2 separate regions of the Homo sapiens genome follow, and region 2 is linked to region 1. A link is an interaction called in ENCODE POLR2A ChIA-PET data of the cell type or tissue named here. Cell type or tissue: A673. All regions are shown on one strand. Each heading gives the region's core, and the rest is flanking DNA. Links, peaks and the distances in the headings are about the cores only.

Region 1 (2,917 bases), core at 274-2,773:
GTGGTTATGGAGTCTGAGAAGTCCCATGATCTGCTGTCTGCAAGATGGAGACCCAAGAAAGCCTGTGGTATAACTTAGTCCCACTCCAAAGCCCTGAGAACCAGGGACACCAGTGGCATAAGTCCTGGAGTCAAAAGACCTGAGAACCAGGAGCTCTGATGTCTGAGGGTGGAAGAGGATGTCCCAACTCAAGAAGAGACAGAATTTGCCCTTCCTCTACTTTTTGTTCTTTTCAGACTCAACAGGTTGGATGATGCCCCAGATACTGCCCAGGTTGGTGAGGGCGGATCTTCTGTACTCAGTCTACTGATTCAAATGCTAAAGTCTTCCAGAAACACCCTCATAGTCAGAAGTAATGTTGACCACCTATCGGGTATGTCTTAGCCCGGGCAAACTGAGGCATAAAATTAACTATCACAGTATTTCTTTTGGATTACCGAGTAGAATACCGTGGTATGAATATGGCACAGTCTGATTACCTTTTCTCCTGTGGGTGGACATTTGGTGTCTTTCTAGTTTGGGGCTATTATGGATAATGATTCTTGTATGAGTTTGCTTTTGTTTTCCTGATATATATGCCAAGGAGTGGAATTGCTGAGTCATAGGGTAGGCGTATCATTAACTTTATTAGACAGTGCTGAACAGTTTTCTAAAGTATTTACATCAGTTTACACTTCCACCAGTAGTGTGCCAGAGGTCCCGTTGTTCTCAATCTCCTGTATTGATTTCCGTCATTTCTATTTTTCTTTTTCTTTCTTTTTTTTTTTTTTTTTTTCAGACTGAGTCTGTTTCTGTCGCCCAGACTGGAGTGCAGTGGCATGATCTTGGCTCACTGCCCTCTGGGTTCAAGTGATTCTAGTGCCTCAGCCTCCGAGTAGCTGGGATTACAGGCGCCACCACCATGCCTGGCTGTTATTATTATTATTATTATTATTATTTTTGAGATGGAGTTCTGCTCTTGTTGCCCAGGCTGGAGTGCAATGGCGCAATCTCGGCTCACTGCAATCTCCGCCTCCCAGGTTGAAACGATTCTCTGGCCTCAGCCTCCTGAGTAGCTGGGATTACAGGTGCCTGCCACCGCGCCTGACCTATTTTTTCTATTTTTAGTAGAGATGGGGTTTCACCATGTTGGCCAGGCTGGTCTCAAATTCCTGACCTCAAGTGATCCGCCCGCTTCAGCCTCCCAGATGCTGCAATTACAGGCGTGAGCCACTACGCCTGGCTTCTCCTAGTTTTCTTATTCTGATATTTGCTCAACATTTTTTTCCAACCCTGTACTGAATTTTGTATGTCTGTTATCAAAGCTTTTTTTTTTTTTTTTTTTGAGACAGAATCTCACTCTGCCACCCAGGCTGGAGTGCAGTGGTGCCATCTCAGCTCACTGCAACCTCCAAGTCCCGGGTTCAATGGATTCTCTTGCCTCAGCCTCCCTAGTATCCCGAGTAGCTGGGATTACAGGCACACACTACCACTCTGTATAGTTTTTGTATTTTTATAGAGAAGGGGTTTTGCCATGTTGGCCAGGCTGGTCTGGAACTCCTAGCCTCAAGCAATCTGCCTGCTTTGGCCTCCCAAAGCGTTGGGATTATAGATGTGAGCCACCATGCCCGGCTCAGATTTTGATTTTAGAATGTTCACACTTACAAATGGAAATTAAAATGCCTTGAGAAGTTTTTTTTCGAAGCTGAGTTAAGAGTTAGTCCCTTTATATCAATTTTCATTATTAAAAAGTTCTCAGGAACCAAATAACATTGGTCCCCTTAAATTGAGGCAGTTCTGCTCAAAATGGATGCTTGGGGCCCAAGCTGAACAACAGTGGTTGTTGAGGAATCTAGTTAGAATTGCGTTATAGGAATTCCCTTTTTTTTTTTTTTTTTTTTTTTTGAGACAGAGTCTCGCTCTCTCGCCCAGGCTGGAGTGCAGTGGCACGATCTCGGCTCACTGCAAGCCCCGCTTCCCGGGTTCACGCCATTGTCTTGCCTCAGCCTCCCGAGTAGCTGGGACTACAGGCGCCCGCCGCCACGCCCGACTAATTTTTTGTAATTTTTGTAGAGATGGGGTTTCACCATGTTAGCCAGGATGGCCTCGATCTCCTGACCTCATGATCCGCCCACCTCGGCCTCCTAAAGTGCTGGGATTACAGGCGTGAGCTACCGCGACCGGCAGGAATTCTTTAGTCCAACATTTGTGGTGCAAACTTTGAGGTTTTGAACAAATACTTTTTTTTTTTTTTTTGAGAAAATATTTGACAGCCCAGGGCCTCTCTCTAGAGCCGCATCCCCTGCCCGTGTTGGCTCATCAAGTTGGCACTGAAGTCGGATCTCTAAAATGTTCGCCAAGAAAGCCAACTCCTTCATGTACTTTTAATACTTAAAGCATGTGTTTTTATCTTTTAAATCCACAGTTCAGAGTCGTGACACTTCAAGAGGTGGGCAGATTATTCATTTGTGAATGAACAGCATTTATGAGAAATTTGGAGAAATTTTATGTTTGAGAGACACGAAGAATCCAGAGCTTTCCAAAACAGACTGATGATCACACCCACCGGGGAGTTTATGAAAATGCAAGCCCCTGGAGCACGGGCCTCTGCTGGATATTCGGAATCATGGGGCTGAGTAGGGCCAGGAATCTGTACTTTTAGAACAGCCATATTATCTAAAGTATATAGTCATTCCCAGTCCAAGCTCTGTAAATCCTGAAGAGAAAAATCTAAAAACTGCATATCCGGATTATGTTATTCTAGCTTCCTGTAGAAATCAGGCTTCAAGGAGCATACAGCCATTCTCATCAACATGAGACACGGATTTGTAGGCAATTTCTGTACCTTTCATAAAGCTGGCTAAAAGCATCAGCCGGTATTTATATAAGAATCCATGTCTGTTCTTTTTTTCCAAAAATCCTAGAGCAGTTGGCTCCT
Region 2 (2,917 bases), core at 136-2,635, 100 kb after region 1:
TGATTTCTTGGCATTCGTTGTGTATTATTAGGAAACCCCGCAGAGAGAAAATGTAAACTCCAAATTGCTTTAAAATATTATGATAGTTTTTAGGGATATTACACTGTGACAGTGAATGAAATGGACGTAACGTTCTGTTTTGTAGATATTTTGTGAAATCTTTATTAGTCTTGATTTTCTTTGGAACAAGTCATTCCTGTTCTGGGCTGAAGCCTGAAAATTCCCTGACCTGTGACCCTGGCCCAAGGCTCCTCTTGGATAAAACAGTGTTTCCTGGACCAGAGGGCAAAGTCACAGAAACATGATGTGACGAAATCTAAATAGAAAGGTATTGATTTGTTCTTCGTTCATCAAATAGTTATTGGACTCCAGCACGTATGAGTAGCAGGGAGCCTGGCTAGCACTACACCTTCCCCTCCTGCCTCTCAGGGTCAGGGCCACAGGCACACACAGAGCGAGGGAAAATGAGGGGGTAGAGAGGCTGGTCCCGAGTCTCCAGCCCTTCTCTCCCAATCCTCTCCCTGAGTGGGCAGGGAACTCTTCTCTTGGCTCCTCCAACTTCCATCAACGTCTGCCCTTGGGTCTGGTTTTAAACTCTAAGGTGTAAATGACTCATAATGGCTCAACATTTTGTCCCTCCCAAGAGGTATTTTTAAGTCTAAGGAATAAAGATTTAATAGTAAAACTTCGAATGCCAATCAGGGGTAAGTGAGGATTTGGAAGAGGAAGGTCTTGAGCATTTTCCTAACACTGCTAAAATCATCCCATTGAGTTAGGGCAGCAACTATCCTGATGGGCTGGGTATGATGGAAGTTAGTCAATGTTTCAATAGATGGATGGATGGATGGATGGATGGATGGATGGATAGACTGACGGATGGATGGATGGATGGATGGATGGATGGATGGATAGACGGATGGATGGATGGATGGATGGATGGATGGATGGATGGATAGATGGATGGATACATAGATCACCTTTATTCTGATCTCAACTGGTCTTTGAAGCTTGATTCATTTTTTGATTTCTCACGGAGCCAGACTAGGGTCTGACACATTAGGAAGCTGGCAAAAGTTTGTTGACTAAACAAATTAATGAAGGGAAAATTATGTATGCAGAGATGCCTGGGGTTTGGGTTACCGTTTTGGGTCCCCTTTGATTTGAGCGACACACATGCTGACAACTTGAGTCTGAAGTTAGTGGATCCTTAGCTAACTTGCTAGAGTAAAGGTTGTGGTAAAACTTGACCTTGCTCTATTCATCAACAGCATATCCTGTGAAAGTCACGACGCTTCCATGAAAACCTTGGTGCTAGGCCTGTGATATCTTTGCAGAGGTCTGACCTAAGGAGACTGCTTGTGTCAATAGTAACAACAATCACAATTGTCCTGAACACAAAGGCAGCATTCTTTGTGTGCTAGCTGTGGTTTTAAGCATATTACGTCTATTTACTAATTTAATCCTGAAACAGCCTTTGCTTTAGGTACTCCTATTAACCTCATTTTATGGATGGGAAAATAGACTGTGAGAAGTGAAGTCACCCGCCCAAGGTCATACACCTGTAAGTGGTGGAGGCAGGGTTTGAACCGAGCACACTGGCCTCACTTCGTGGGCTCCTACCACTACGCTGCCTCATGTTACTACCCTGTATCCACCTCCAGAATGAGTTGGCAGCTGCAAGTTCTCCCCAAGGCCCCACTGCAGCCCTTGCATCTCAGCATCAGCTCCTTGCACGGCCAGGTGGTGTTGTTTCTGACTCGGGGTCTGCATCTCTCTCTGCGCCGCTGGGTTCAGGAGGCCCTGAGGAGCGAGCCCGGTCCAGTGCTAGCTTCGCAGCTCACAGCCCTTGGGCAAATGTTACAACTGGAGGGCTGCACAAATGCATCATGTGGTTTCAAACCATGCGTCTCTCTGAGCAGGAATTGCTGGAATGGGCCTCAGAAAGTTCCTGACCCTTTGTCTGGGGTCACAGGGTCTGTGTCCAGTGAGGCCTAGAGGCCACGTGAGGTCCAGAGAGAGAAGCACAAGGCAGCTGCTGAGGCCTCATAGGAACCATGCGGTGAAGGAACCAGGGTTTCTTCTTTCTCCATGGCAACTAGGAGTGCAGGTCAGCCTCGGAAAAGGATCCTCCATCTTTGGTTAAAAGAACGGTGAGCCCAGGTTTGGTAATGATGTAGCTGTGTGAGTTGATGGATGCAAAGTGCCCGGCGTGGTGCCTTATCCATCGTAGGTATTGCCGAAGGAGAGCTTTTGTCACCCCTTCCTGGAGAGGGGTGTTGTGGTTTGTGGGTTGAGACCTTTTGGATTCCTGGCATTGACAATGGCACTATTTGGGGTGGGGACCTTCTTGTTGGAGGAGTCTCCTTCCCTCCCTGCTGGTGATATAGGCAGGAAAAGAAGCCAAGAACTAGGCCAATTGCAATAAAGAAAGAAAGAAGCACCTTCTGAGCCTCTCTTGCCCTGTAAGGAGCCAAGGGGGACAGGGCCAGATACGGACCCACTGCAGGGATGGGCAGTCTCCGCCCTTCACTGAGGAGGATGCAGGACTTATGGCCCCACTGGGCGGCAGGGACACAGGAACCTAGACTGTCCATGCTCAGACACGGTCTGGATTTAGAACCGTAGGCCTTGGGGCCGTTTTCAAAAAATAGACCCTTTCCTTAGGAAAATCCCACAAAACTGCCCCAAAGACGAGTGAGGTAGGAAGAGCATGAGGCTCGGATTCTATTTACGCATGCATGTCCATTAGATTCTGGATTCAAAAGCCCCATGTTCTTGGGTTTAAGATTGTACTTTCTGACGTGAACAGTGAATTGCAAATTCAGACTTAAGAGATGGTTACTTTTCCACCAAGAGAACAGCCCCGAAACTTGGCCAGAGCATTGGTGTTTTGGTGCTGCTGTAACACAGTGCCACA

The links. Peaks named below come from ENCODE experiments on the same cell type or tissue, not always from the same donor. Only the 100,000 strongest peaks of a DNase experiment are listed, where the experiment ranks them.
Region 2: POLR2A ChIA-PET joins it to region 1 with 7 read pairs; 2 of 35 experiments call an interaction of 5 or more read pairs at or near these places.

What each region holds. Positions count from the first base shown.
Region 1 is chr21:36,381,783-36,384,699 of GRCh38, forward strand. No RefSeq gene overlaps it. Among named protein-coding and RNA genes, the nearest start is that of CHAF1B, 2.2 kb to the right of the region's middle. In A673, for the core only: no CTCF peak of the experiment used is centred there; no DNase peak of the experiment used is centred there; H3K27ac peaks cover 908 bases.
Region 2 is chr21:36,481,498-36,484,414 of GRCh38, forward strand. The region is part of intron 2 of CLDN14-AS1 (CLDN14 antisense RNA 1); the gene reads left to right. It also overlaps a transcript of CLDN14 not described here. Among named protein-coding and RNA genes, the nearest start is that of CLDN14, 2.8 kb to the left of the region's middle. In A673, for the core only: no CTCF peak of the experiment used is centred there; no DNase peak of the experiment used is centred there.